Linked DNA regions of Homo sapiens: regions 1 and 3 are each linked to region 2. A link is a contact called in ENCODE Hi-C or POLR2A ChIA-PET data. All regions are on one chromosome and are shown on one strand. Each heading gives the region's core, a stretch centred on a gene start or an enhancer-like site at or near the end of the contact. The rest is flanking DNA. Distances are from core to core; before and after follow the strand shown.

The links. A loop is a pair of places that touch in the nucleus more often than their neighbours do. ChIA-PET counts read pairs that join two places held with the same protein, here RNA polymerase II (POLR2A). Pooled maps may share reads with other maps.
Region 1: a loop to region 2 is called in a map of CD8-positive, alpha-beta T cell, with 2.7 times the contacts of the local background. The contact joins the enhancer-like site here to the promoter of WBP4 in region 2. A Hi-C loop is called at or near these places in 2 of 168 maps with a recorded cell type or tissue (CD4-positive, alpha-beta T cell and CD8-positive, alpha-beta T cell), 2 of 37 single-sample maps with no recorded cell type and 9 of 50 pooled maps. POLR2A ChIA-PET finds 5 or more read pairs at or near these places in 6 of 52 experiments (CD4-positive, alpha-beta T cell, CD8-positive, alpha-beta T cell, H1 and 3 more).
Region 3: a pooled map shows a loop between it and region 2 (18-fold over the local background). The contact joins the enhancer-like site here to the promoter of WBP4 in region 2. A Hi-C loop is called at or near these places in 1 of 168 maps with a recorded cell type or tissue (OCI-LY7), 1 of 37 single-sample maps with no recorded cell type and 8 of 50 pooled maps. POLR2A ChIA-PET finds 5 or more read pairs at or near these places in 3 of 52 experiments (CD4-positive, alpha-beta T cell, OCI-LY7 and activated naive CD4-positive, alpha-beta T cell).

Annotation. Positions count from the first base shown.
Region 1 is chr13:41,353,665-41,358,240 of GRCh38, forward strand. NAA16 (N-alpha-acetyltransferase 16, NatA auxiliary subunit) reads left to right here. Exons shown (of 20, transcript NM_024561.5): 10 at 1,480-1,552. It also overlaps the pseudogene RNU6-57P. Among named protein-coding and RNA genes, the nearest start is that of NAA16, 45 kb to the left of the region's middle. Within about 2 kb of position 2,392, at least 5 of the 41 ENCODE cell types and tissues checked have a DNase peak (open chromatin) inside an H3K27ac peak, as active enhancers do; they include CD4-positive, alpha-beta T cell and CD8-positive, alpha-beta T cell, where a contact is called at or near this core.
Region 2 is chr13:41,059,669-41,064,358 of GRCh38, forward strand. WBP4 (WW domain binding protein 4) reads left to right here and starts at 1,841. Exons shown (of 10, transcript NM_007187.5): 1 at 1,841-2,007; 2 at 2,976-3,048. The coding sequence starts at 2,006. It overlaps TRE-TTC1-2 (tRNA-Glu (anticodon TTC) 1-2), which reads right to left and starts at 1,141; the gene lies at 1,070-1,141. It also overlaps a transcript of ELF1 not described here. RefSeq lists a silencer at 456-635.
Region 3 is chr13:41,491,244-41,495,730 of GRCh38, forward strand. No RefSeq gene overlaps it. Among named protein-coding and RNA genes, the nearest start is that of RGCC, 36 kb to the left of the region's middle. Within about 2 kb of position 1,813, at least 10 of the 41 ENCODE cell types and tissues checked have a DNase peak (open chromatin) inside an H3K27ac peak, as active enhancers do; they include CD4-positive, alpha-beta T cell and OCI-LY7, where a contact is called at or near this core.

The sequences.
Region 1 (4,576 bases), core at 1,142-3,641, 290 kb after region 2:
GCTGAGGTGGGACAATTGCTTGAGCACAGGAGTTCAAGGCTACAGTGAGCGACTATCACACCACTGCACTCCAGCCTAGGTGACAGAGGGCGACCCTGTCTCTTACACACACACACACACACACACACACACACACACCCCAAAACAGATTGTACAGAATATTTCTAACAAATTGCCACATGATGGTGACACTAATGTTTAACAGTATTATTAATGATCTGAAGATAACACTTTCAGAACCATTGTTTTTAAATTAAACAATCTTTGTTTTTTAAAAAAGAAAACACAAAGAATGTACCCATTTTCTACTACCCTAATGTCTGGTCATATTTTCATTGAGTATGTGGTGTCTGTACATACATGTTTTAGTGAAGTCATAGTATGTGTAAATTTTTTTCACATTCTGCTTTTTCTCTTATTTACACATGTTCCTTACTGTTAATGTATAGTCCTACCTTATTTCCACATTGTCCATTGAACTTTACTAGAGATCCTGCCGTATACTGCAGCATCATGTGAGAAAGCTATCATGTAGGCCTGAAAAGTGTTACAGTTTGGCCTTGTGTTTTGACTAGTGTCTAGGATGATCAGTGGTTTCATGGACACTGTCCTGTGTCTTTGTGGCATGAGGAGTAATCCGGATTCAAAATAAAGCTAATTAAATTATACCTTCTTATATTAAATGGTATGCGTGAAGAGGTTTCTTTTGTAGCCATATATGCAAAAATCTGTTGAGTTTGTGACACATGACCACTTCAGTGTGAGGGGAACCATAGTGAATTTTGGTTAGTTTGTAAAGAGGCGTAGGGAAATAAGAGAAATATAATTGTTTTTCTGAAAATAAAGATGTCAAAGCCCCAGTTTTCACAAAACAATGAAGAAATATTCCTTTTAAAATATAGAACGCTTCATGAATGTGTGTGTCATCCTTTCACAGGCGCCATGCCAATCTCTTACTGTTCCAATTTTGGTATACGTGCTGCTGAAGTGAGCACCAGACCTTATTTTGTAGTAGGTAGATAAGTAAATTGGTTAAGAAACCCCGTAATTATAGTAAGTACAATACAATTATTATATTGTAGGATTGCTAACAATAATAAGCAAAAGAGTCATTTTTAATTTCACTTATTTTCAAACCTTGAATCATTTCACTTTTTTGCAATGCATGACATTTTAGAAAATCTGAATATTTATATAATGTGTCCCTTATAGGAGTGGTCCATTTTTTTTTTTTTTTTTTTGTCTTGTGAGTGGTCCATATATATAGCAATGTCCATTATTTTGTGTTTTTTTCCACCCCTTCTCCAAAGCGGGGAAATACTCATGTTAGGAATGGGGACAAAGCAGATACCCTAGTCTTTTAATTAATTTATAGTTCTGAAATAAGCTGTATATTTTCCAAATGTAATTTAAACCATAATAGGTAAAAATACCTTCAAGAAGATATTTTTAAATTTTAAAAATATGTTTCTTTAACAGGTTTCTATAATCCAGGAACTTGTTACTAATTATGAAGCCTCTCTTAAAACGTGTGACTTTTTTAGCCCATATGGTAAGTTTAAATTAGATTGAATTGGAATTTGATTACTCATTTCATTTTTAATCACAGTAATGCTCTTTTATGTATATTATGTGTGTGCTACCTAATGGCTACTTAATAAATGGCTTTCAAATTGGTGAATGAAATGAGAGCACTTTCAATCTTACTTAATTTAAATTTTCCATAATCCTATGAGATGGGAGTTAACCTTGTGCGGTTTTTTTGTTTGTTTGTTTGTTTTTTGAGACGGAGTCTCATCCTGTCACCCAGGCTGGAGTACAATGGCACAGTCTTGGCTCACTGCAACCTCCGCCTCCTGGGTTCAACTGATGCTCCTGCCTTAGCCTTCTGAGTAGCTGGGATTACAGGCGCCTGCCACCACTCCTGCCTAAGTGTTGTATTTTTAGTAGAGATGGGGTTTCACCATGTTGGCCAGGCTGGTCTCGAATACCTGACCTCGTGATCCACCCGCCTCAGCCTCCCAAAGTGCTGGGATTACAGGCGTGAGCCACCACACCTGGGCTTAACCTTGTTTTAACATGAGGAAACATACTTGAGAGGTTGAATGGCTTGCCTAAGACCATGTAGTTAGTTTATATTGGAACCTGTTTTTCCTGAATCCCTAAATTCTCTGCTTTTTCTACCCTCTTATTACTTTTAATCCTCTTTAGTTTGGTCCTTTGTTTCTATATTTGTAGGAGCATATATAAATCAAGGCAAGTTACTTTAGAAAACACTAGAATGTTTTCAGTCATGCACAAAGTAACTTCCGGGTTCCTTATGTGTCTCTTACATGTCATTACTCTGAGTATTTTTCTGATGTTTTTTAAGAGAGGGGATCTCACTGTGTTGCGCAAGCTGAACTTCTGGGCTCAAGTGATCCTCCCACCTCAGCCTGCTGAGTGGCAAGGACTACAGGCGTGTGCCACCATGCCTAGCTGATTTTGTGTGCGTGTGTGTGTGTGTGCATACGCGCGCACACGCGGGGGTTTGGGGGAGGTTTCTAGAGGTGGGATTTTGCCATGTTGTCCAGGCTGATCTTGAACTCCTGAGCTCTAGCAATCTGCCTGTCTCAGCCTCCGAAAGTGCTGGGATTACAGGTGTGAGCTGCCACACCCTCTATGAGTTTTTTTAAGGCACATTCCAGACTTACTGTTTCATCTGTAAATATCTTAGTGTGCATCTCTATTTAAAACACGTAAACAGAAGAAGTCATCGCAGTGCCATGTCACACAAAACCTCATAACATAATATCTGATACCCAATCTTAGTGTGCATCTCTATTTAAAACACGTAAACAGAAGAAGTCATCGCAGTGCCATGTCACACAAAACCTCATAACATAATATCTGATACCCAGTCCGCATTCACATTTCCCCCATTATCCAAAAGAAGTCTTTGTGTTTGGTTTATTTGAGTATAGATCCAGTTAAGGTTCACACCAAATAATTGGTTGTTATATCTCCATAAGTTGATGGTTATGTCTCATTATTTTAATCTAGAACAATAACTCTCCCCTCCCTTTCAAAAAAACAGTCATTTGTTGAAAGGTCATTTGTCTTACATATCCCATATTCTAGATTTGGTTGATTGCCTTTCTCATGGTATCATTTGCTGTATTTCACTGTCATTCATACTTGTAAGTTATAGTTAGGTTTACTTGCTGGATTAGATTCAGGTTCTGTTTAAATACGGGTGGTGCTTTGTGCTTCCTGTTGTGTCATGTCAGGAAGCTTGAGACATTCTGGTTTTCTCTCTTTTTTGATGTTAAGATTGATAAAGATTCAGATGTTGTCAGCCTGTTATACTCATTAAAAAGGTCCATGACGGCGTGGGGGCACGGTGGCTCCACACCTGTGATCCCAACACTTTTGGGGATGCTGAGGCAGAAAGATCTCTTGAAGCCAGGATTTGGAGGCCAGCCTGGGCAACAAAGTGAGACCCTGTCCCTACAAAAAATTAAAATATTAGCCACGTTCGGTGGTTCTCACCTGTAGTCCCAGCTACTTGTGAAGCTGAGGCATGAGGATCACTGGAGCCTAGGAGTTCCAGGCTACAGTTAGTTATGATCATGCCACTGCACTCCAGTGTTGGTGATAGAACAAGACAAAAATTCCTCATTGGCCTCTCAGCAATTGAAGATCATTGCCTAGATCCCTTGTTGATTCTAATAATTTCTGCATTCGTTAGCTGGAATTTTTCTTATAAAGAACTTTCCTTCATCAAATACTTGGTTCCCTTGAAATATAGTTTATATAAGAGGAACAGAGTAGAAGCTTAACTCATTGCCTTTATTTTATTATTTGTGTTTTAATGTGTGCTATAGTATGTTTGCATGTCATTTGATCAGCTATGCTAGGAAACCTGTTTGTTTTGATGTAGTGTGGGTATATTCACTCTTTCCTCCTCATTTTTACACAAGTATGTCTTCCCTTCTGAAATCCATTTTGAGAGCTTGATATTTCTTTTCTGCTCCTCTGTAGTTAGAGGGTACAGGATGGGGAACAGGATAGAACTCAGGTAAGTGTATATATGTGACTGCTTTTTTAAGAGGACTGGGCTGTGTTTTTTCTACTTAGGTTTTTGTCAGATGGTAGGGTTGTTTCTACTTTGTCAGGTGTATCTTCTTCCTATAGGTCATAGTCTTCAACTTTGGGTATCCCTGATTTAGTATTGAGGCCTGGAAAATGGTAAGCCATGGCAGTTTGGCAGTTCTTGCCTCTGCTGAAATCTTGCAGTGGTAGTTAGGAAATCTCTTTGCCAAGTTTTTTTCCTTGACTTTTCCTGGTCTTGCTGCCCTTTTGCTTTCAGGCTGAGAGTTCACAGAATTAGTTTGACGTATATCTTTTCCCCAGCATTGTTTCTTTGGAGTGAGATTGGGGTTAGAAGCCTGTCAAAGTACAATCTTATTTCTCTACATGGCTGCCACTTTTTGAACTTTATGAAGTCATACCTCTTTCTTTTGAAATTAGTAGTTTTTGCTGAGTCTTTCTTGCTTATTATTATTGCAATAGTCATTTCATTATGAATTAGGAG
Region 2 (4,690 bases), core at 591-3,090:
GCTTGCATTTAAGATAACGCTTTTGTTTCATTTACAGCTCACATGCTGCTGACACAGCTGTCCCTTCTTTGTAATAAACACAGGGCTTCTATATTTAAAAATACAGTGAAACTTTGTTTTAACGTCCCCTCCCCAGTCTCCAGCCAATTTTCTCTTTCCCAAGCCCCACCTCCACCCCAGGATGTTTTGCCGTTGTTTTAATCAATTTTTTTCTTTAAATCAACCGCGCTCAAAATGTTAGACCCTTTGGAAAGTCGATATACTTATTTAAAGCCATCTCATCAGAGTGGTATTTTTCTCCTCCATAGCTCGTGGTGTGTATTTTTAAAGGGAAAGAAAAAAGATTCTCGTTCCCAAAGGCCTTTTTTCGAGGGTACTTTCCGTGACTGCGACCAGCGCCCCTTAAGTCAAGTTGGGAAGACCTCGCAGGCCGGCCTCGCGCTTGCTCAGGCGCCGCGGGTGGAGACGCGAGCGCACACGCGGCGGAAAGGGGCGCCGGGCGGCTGCGCGGCCGGGAAAGCGCGTCCCCCCGGGAGGGCGCGGAAGGCACACTGTGTTCCGTGGGGCCTCGTAAATACCCTGCGGCCAGAGAACCACTAGAGCTACTGGTCCGGGCGCGGGCTCTGGGGCGCCCAGGGCAGGGGGGTCAGCCCGTCCTGCATAGGAAGAGTCGCAAGAGCGGCTGAAGAGGGTGTGGGCCGGACGGGGGCGCTGGGAGGAGATAACGCAAGGCCGGAGTTAATCATCACCTCCCGGGCGTCTGGAAAACTACGGGCCGGAGGGGCGGGGGAGCAGCCCAGGGGAAAGTGAAACTCCCTCAGGGCCCACCAGCCCCGTGAGCCGGAGGCGGGAGGGAGAAGGATCGGAAGCGCATTCGCTTCTCCAGCAGGCACGGCGTGGCACTCGAGGCTCCAAAAGCCGCAGCCCAGCTCCTGGCGCCACTAACTACAGTAATGCTTATTTTCTACAAACTCACCCAGACGGGGACAAGAAAGGAGCCAGAACACAAGATTTAAAAAGTCAGCCCTCCAAACCGATAGTTGCAAAAAAAAAGAAAAATAAGGAAGCGTTCCCATACCGGGAGTCGAACCCGGGCCACCTGGGTGAAAACCAGGAATCCTAACCGCTAGACCATATGGGAAGTGCTATGAGAAACTGCCGTGACCCACCTGACAAGCATAAGTGCCTCTGCCTCCTTCGCCGCACCTCTCGCCACCGCCGCCTCTGCGCTACTGAAGCTGCTGCTGCCGCCGCCGCCGCCGCCGCCGCCGCCGCCGCTGCTGCTGCCCACACGCTCCCGAGCTAGGGAACAAGCCCCATCCGAGCGCGTGGGCGTCGTAGGGGAGAGGAGGGGCGGGGCCGCTCCGCTGCAACAGCAAAGTTTGAGGCGAAGCCTAGCGACTCGCAGCGCCGGTCCCGCAGTTTCACCTCTTTTTTTTTTAACTCCGCCAGAGGACCCCGACCCACAGGTCCCGGTTGCTCCGCTGGTCAAAGTGCGTGCGGAGTAGTTGGCAAAGTTGAGAGCGGAGACGTCTCTGGGAACAGCTGTTTGCGTTCCGGGCGGAGGCGGCGCGCTGAGCTCCTTGGCCTTGAGCCAGCGAGCCTAGAAGGAGGATGGAGGTTTTGGGCCCCAGGGGAGGACACAGAGACGGCGGGATGGCGCAGGGACTTGAGGCTTGAGATCCCGTCCTTCAGCTCAGGTCCCGTCGCGCTTTTACCCCTTCCCGGTGACCTCAACCCCTTTATACCGACCCCACCTCTTTGGAGCCGGGAGTACCGCCCCTGTAGGGGGAGGGGAGAGGAGGCGATTTCGAACGCGGATTGGATCGTCTGGGCACCCGTAGTTGGGAACAGCGGAACGCTGGTCCCGGGGACTGAGTAAGGTGTCTGGATCGGAGGGAGGTTCGGGTGGGCATCGGGCGGCTGGAAGAGCTCGACTCGTCCCGCTGGGAAAGCGCGAGTCTGAGTGGAACCCTGGACGACTTGCAGAGCGGCTGGCGCAGTCATGTGAGTTGGGTCTCAGGCCCTGAACAACGAGGTGTTGTTTCTCTGGGCCGCCCTTTCTCGCCCGGGTCTTCCCCTCCTCTCCTCCCGCCCTTCGGCCGGGGGCGTGACAGACGCGTTCTTAACTCGCTCGGGACCGGCCCCAGACCTGCAGGGCCGGTTCTCAGGGCGGGGTAGAAATGTTACCCCGCTGAACGCCCTGGGGTATGGGGCACGGGCTCTAGGGGGAGGCCGGCGGCCGGTTCAGGGGGCTGGTTGGACGGCCGCGGGTGAAGCGACGCAGTGCTCTCTCTACGACGCTGTCGGGGGTCGCATGCACCCCTTGGGTTTCCGAAGCCCCTGAACCCTAGGGTATTGTGAAACTAGGGCTGGGCTGCGGCCTCCCCCGCCCACTGGAAGCGGCCAGCCCTGGATAGCGTAATGGTTTTTTTTTTTTTTTTTTTTTTTTTTTTGTCGGCCGTCTACGAAGTCCCATGGCTTTTCCAGTTCTCTCTTGCCTTGAGGCTCAAGAACAGTTTGTTTTAACTGAGAGTCTGGGAGGAACTACAGTTTTCCCCAGAGTAGTCTTGTACGTTGTTCTCTTGGTGGGAATAACTTGATTTAAGGCAAACTTTATGAGTTTCTTCAGGTTTCCATTACAGCAACCTCCCCCAAAGCCAGAAAGGATAAATGTTCTTCTAAGATGTTCCTTAGTTTTTCATAACGATGACGATAACAAGTGAGGAATTTTTGAAAGCCATTTTATTGAAGGGAGTTTTGTAATGAATCAGATACAGACTTTTTCTACTCCGCTGGCAACAGAATTTCAATTGACTGTGCTCCAACCAGATAAATAATAAAACGACTATACATAACAAGACAAGATTCAGTAGCAGGGGCATATATTTCAAACTTTAAAAACTGTAAAGCATGCAGAATTTAACCTTTTTTAAGTTTTACATGAGCTTAGCCTTGTTGTCTCTCTTTTTCAGGGCGGACTACTGGAAGTCACAGCCAAAGAAATTCTGTGATTACTGCAAGTGCTGGATAGCAGACAATAGGCCTGTATGATAATTCCGCTGTTAGAGATTCTAATAATAATTGTGTTGAATGAAGTGCTCCTTTTTGATGTAAACTCAGTTTACAAAGCACTTTTATGTACATTGCTCTTGCATTTTCAAAACATCAGAAGATTTCTGTCTTCTCAGTCCCCTATGAAAGCTGTGAGCCTTCTTCCTTTTCATCAACCTGACTTTGATTATATATTAAATTATTTCTCTGTGGCCTTTTGGGAAATGGGCAATGAGTTGGTCATATCATTCATGTTATGAAGCACCTATATTATAATGGTGGTGTTCATAATACTGTCATACCCAAAGAATTGTGGAAAGCCCTTAAAAAATAAAAGCAACATGTTTAGTTTTTCTTGTATATTTTGTGGTCTAGAAATAATCAAGTGTATTTAATGCAGAGCTGTGTATCTTTAGATGCTTAAATTTGAAAGAACACCATTATTTCCTTTCTCATGAAACAAAGTAACAACTCTGTTAGGTATGTTGTTAGTCTGTCTCATAGTTGAGATCCAGTTTTGAAGATGTAAAGCAAAAAGCACACCGCTGATTTTTCTCCCCTCTTGCATGTCAAAATACTATGTACATACCACATAAACACTAGGGTATCTGTTAAATATATTTTATGTTGATACCGTTTTTACTTGGCAAAGTTGGATGCACAAAGAATAGTAGTCTCATATTTTAACAATGCTGTGGATTTCTTCTGTAGACATTTATTTCCTGTTACCTGCAAGGTGTTTAGGATTTGGATTTTTTTTTGATGTTTTGGTCTTTTTGGATAGTTGCTAAAGTTCTTCACTATTTTACCTAGGCTATCCTTATAAATAAATACCATGAATTTTTAAAACCACACAGGTCACTTAAAGTCTCTCTTTCTTGGAGGTACCTAGGCTGTAAAATGAATTTTGTGAGTTATCTAGAGTAAGTAATCCCTTCCAGTGTAGTCTGTCTTTATCTTCTTGAGTTGGTAATACACATTGATTTAACCTTTAATTAGAAACAAAATTAATTTAATTTTGAATGGTCCTTTAATATTGTATTCTTTGTGTAGTGTAATCAACTTTAGGAAACGCAATGTATGAAAAACAGGAGGATTATCTGCTTTACAAAGTCACACTTTAAAGATGAATTCATGGTAGTATTTTAAAATAGCTCAGTTAATGCATCATGTAAGATTTGATTGACAGAACTTATTTTGCAGAGCTTGTGAGGAATTTCTTACTGCATTTAACTAGAAACTTGTAATTTAGGGAGCATTTCTGATTGTTTAAATAGATAATTGCGCTCACTCACCAGCCCCTGTCCCCAGTCATCTAGTGGCCATCACTCCCCATAGGTTATCATTTTTTTTTTTCATTTTCTTGCCTATCCTTCCATTGTTTCTACATGCATGTAGACACAAGTTCTTATTCCAGCATACATAAAAGGTAATGTACTGTATATATTATTCTGCACTAGTTTTAAAAAATTTAACAGTATGTAACTGGAGCTCCCTTTGTATCCATACATAAAGAGCTTCTTTCTCTCTGTTACAGTAGACTATGAGAATGTACCATAGTTTAACCAGTCAGTCCCTTAGAGATGGATACCGTATTGTTATTGCAAACAGTGCTGCAGTCAGTAAGCTTGTGTAT
Region 3 (4,487 bases), core at 563-3,062, 430 kb after region 2:
CTCGTTTTGCAAAAATTGCTGTTAAGGTCATATGTGCTTGAGAAATGCTGCATGCTATAGGCTCCACTTGGAGATTCATTATGCATATTAGTGCTTATATTACTTAGGGGCCAGTCTAAGTTCTGGATCAAAGACCCCAAGATACAGTGGCTCAAACAAGATGGAAGTTTCTTTCTAACAATCCAGAGATGATTAGTACAAGGCTGAGTAGGTGGCTTTCTGGTCCAAAGTGGCTGCTCCTGCTCTTGTCATCACATTTACATCCCAGCCAGCAGAAAGGAGAAATGGCAAGTCAAACATAGGCTTATTTCTTTAAACAACATGACTAGAAGAGACACCTCACTTCTGCTCACATCCCCTTATTCAGATCTTACATCCTCATTCCCAGCTGAAAGGGAGGCCAGGAAAAAGCATCTAGCTGGCATATATGTGTTCAGCTAAAATTTAAGAGTTTTATTATTAAAGAAAGAGGAAGAGAATGACTATTGGAGAACAACTAGTTATCTCTGCCACAGCATATTGAAGGCTTTGAGAAATCCTGCAGCTAAGAGATTTGGTCTGTTTTTGGTTTTTGTTTTGTTTGTTGATGAAAAAGCTACCAATAATCCAGAGTCATTAGTGTTCCTTGGAACATGCCTTGGGAAATGCTTTTATAGGTAACCTCAAGTCAGCGGGGTCTATTGCACTCCCCTTCCTCCAAGATCTGAGTGCTGAGACCATGGCCTTGCAAACTGCCTGATTATTATTTGGAGAGTGTCAGCTAGTGGGCTTTTCTGGAACAGAACGAGACTGGATATTGTATATGGGAAGCTGGTAGAATATTGTGCATGCAAAGCTGGTATGTTTTTGAGTTTGGAAATTCTCTGTTCTAATTTCAGGGAGGAACAGTTAGAGCAAAACAAAATGACAAATACTGCACACACCCAAGAGTAAGAGGCTCTAGTGCCAGCCCAAATATTTATACACCAGCCAGCCTCCAGAATGGGACAGAAGAACCAATGAATACCTTTTCCCTGGGGGATCATGACAGAGGTAGGCTACATTGCATGTTCCACATGTGAGAGGCATGTCTGAAATGAGGAGCAGTAGAAGGGCGGCCATTGGCAATTAGTCAAGGTTGGGAATCCTGAGGAGGCTTCTCCATGGGAACATCCCCCTGGGTCTGGGCTGAGGAAAGGAGGAGAAAGTATGAGCTTTCAGGCTAGACAGGGTTCAAATCCCAGCTCTGCCTTGTAGTAGCTGGGTGACCTTGAGCAAGCTCTTTAACCTCTCAGAGGCTCTGTTTCCTCATTTGTAAAGTGTAGGTGTGAGTCACTGTCTCCTAGGGTCATTGCAATGATCAAATATAGAAAAGAAAAAGTGTCTGGCACTCCTCCTCCTCCTTTTCATACCACAAGGACATTGGGCTCCTGTACCCAAGGTAAAATTAAGCTTTGCCTACAGTGGCTGCAGAGGGCAGTTCTAGCCCCATTATTCCTTGTCTGATAGAAGAAAGTGGCAAATCTGGCCTAATGCAATCACAGCGAGGAAGGCAGAGAAAAAACACTGGGCAAAGGGGCAGGAGAGAGGGTGAAAGCCCCAGTCCTGCTGTGAACTGGATCCCTTCCCCTCTCTGGGCCTCAGATTCCTCCAAGTTAATCGGACTAAATGGCCTGGGGTCTGTTCAGTTCATACAGTTGGTGGGCTCTGGCCTTATCCTCAGACTGCCAGCTCTTCTCTGAAAAATAGATGGAATTTTTCTTGAATTTTCAGTATGTGCAAGAAGCACGTACTTCTCCAAAATGCCTTCCTGTGTTAATTTATTTGACTAAGAAGGTTTGCAGTGACAGACACCAAACAGGAAACGGCTGTCATAGCTGCTGTCTGCAAGTTTTGTTTTTTTTTAAGGCTTTCTCCTGCACAACTCACCTTCTCTTCATGGCTTGGTATCAAGTGCTGGGGTGAATGGAAGGGAAAGGGAAAGGGAAACACATTTTTAGAAGGGAACATTTTCCTTCAAGTTCAGGGTCTACTGAAGGTTAAGGAGTATGACTATCCACAATGGCAGCGTTAGGTGGCTCCATTGCAGGGCCTTTGCACACTCAGTTCCCTCTGCCTGGAATGTCCACTCTGCTCGGTTTTTCTAGTTAATTCTACTTCTTTAGGATCAGCTCAAGCATCACTTTCTCAGAGTCTTCCAGATCCGTCTAGATTGTTTGTTGGTGCTGTGTTCTTGTAGAACCTTCCTTCAGTGCACTCATCTTGGTTTGCAATGGCATGTTCAGTAGTGTGATGTTTTGGTTAATGTCTCCCTACCCTCCTGTAACTGGACCATAAGCCCCACAAAGACAGGAGCCTTGTGGCTTGCCACCACATCTCTGGCAGCGAGCATGGTGCCTGGTACATAGTAAGCACTCAGTCCATGTCCATTGAATGAATGAGAAAACTCCCACCCCTTCCACAGCCCAGGTAGGCTGGCCACGACACAGTGTCTGTGGGATACATCTTGGCCTTGTCCCCTCGCCTGGTCAGCCTCGTCATGCAGGCCTTTTTTGCTTTCCATTCTCCAGGACTTTGTTTCCACTCTACCAAAGCATCTGATAAATTAATCCAGAGCCAACACTGGTGCCGGAGGCCCATGACAGCCCCTTCCGCAGCTACTTATAACTAACTTGGGGAGCAGGGGCCTCTGAAGACTGCGAGAACTTTGAGGCCAAAAGGAATGAGTATCTAATGGTGGAACTTCAGGTACCCCAAATGGCAGTAGAGGAAAAGGCTAACCCTGATCTTAACACTGTATCAATACCTTTTCTTGGAACTCAAAGACTCTAAGTCAGCCCCGTCTTCCAAGCCGCATTGAGGGCATTGTGCTAGCACACTGTGGGCACATGCATGTGTGTGTGTGTCTGTGTGTGCACACGTGTGCCTGTGTGTGTGTGTGTGTGATGAATTAGAGGGAACAGAAGACAAAGACATTGGTCTTGATTGGCAGACCTATAGGAGAAGGCAGGGCCCCCAGATGATCTCGTGTTGAACAACTCACCAGACTGTCCTGCTGGCAACAGCACGACGGCCTCTGGAAGCTCGCCCTTGCTTGTCGACATTACAGAACAGGATTATGTTCCTAACTGGGGTTTCATGCAGCACATGGGAAGGGCCCATTCCCTTGGGCTCCTGGGAGGTGTGTGACCTGCTGTCTTAGGCCCAGAGCCAAAGCCTGTTCTGGAACCAGAAGAGTCAGGGCTTGGCTGTGGCTTCGGAGCCAAAGGAAGCCCCCACCCAGCCAAGATCAGGTCTGGGAGGGGCAGGACCAGAATGTGACCCTTCCCTTGAGGGTATCTTGAAGGTGAGGCCTGGAGCTACAGGAAGGAGGCCCTGAGAGCCCTAGGTGGGGAAGGGCGCAGCAGAATTACCCACTGTCAGAGGGGATTCTGAGGGAGGGCCTCCTGCTTCTTAGGAAAGCACGAGTGTAGAGTAAGTTCCTGGGATAACTTGGGCAGTAGAGAGGAATTTGGGAAACAGGATGGGTTTTTTGGGAGTTTTCTGGGAGGTAAGTAGACTTGAAGGAAAGCAAACTTAAAGCAGAATGGAGTTCAGGATCCTGGAAGGTAAGTTGGCAGCACATCTTCCAAAGATGAGAGCTGTTGGTGTCTGATACCAATGCTGCCTCCAATGGGCTGATCCAAAAAAGCTCACTCTAGTTAAGCTGCCTCATTTCAGAGACAAGAAAACTGAGGCTGGGGCCAAAGGATTAAGTGATGAAACATTGCATCTCTCAAACAAAAACGTTTCAGGAAGGTGAAATCAGAGATGTGAATGTGCCATGGGGAAAATAGCTCCACAAACCCAAAATATAATCTGCCACCATAATCTCAAGGGGACCTAGGACCGATTGAGAGATTAGTTGTGTCCAGAAGGCTGTTCCCTTACCAAGCACGTGTGCACAGATAAGAGAGGTTATATAAGATGGGAGGCCAGGGAGCCAGGAGCATGCAGACAAGAAAAACATTAGTGCAGGGAGGTCACCTTGATCCGAGGAAGCCCATTGTGCTAAGATTAGAGCTGGCCCTCACAGAGGTTACAAAACAAATCAGGGTCACGGCCCTGTGGGCCCTAAGGCACACGGGAAAACAAAATCTGGAACCTTTAAACACTTTAAAATCTGGATTGAGAAAGTGAAGAGATTGCTCCTCTCTGGCAGGCTGCTCACTGGAGGTTTTTCAAGCTGAGCCAGACTGCACACAATTGTTAGTAATTTGTGATCCTGAGATACCAAATTAGTTAATTTTCCTGCATGTGAATTTTCCTTTTTTAATCCCACCTCATCTTTAGGTCCAGAATTCAGCTCCTGCTGTATTAAATCCTGTTTTTAAAGGCAAACTGTTTTTTTCTCCTGGAAAAAAAAAAGAGATAGATGCATTAACATGATCTGAAAGGCCAGATTAGCATTTTCTCCTGATAATTAAGATTCCGCACTAGACAATCACTACCTTATTTCTCCTAAGATG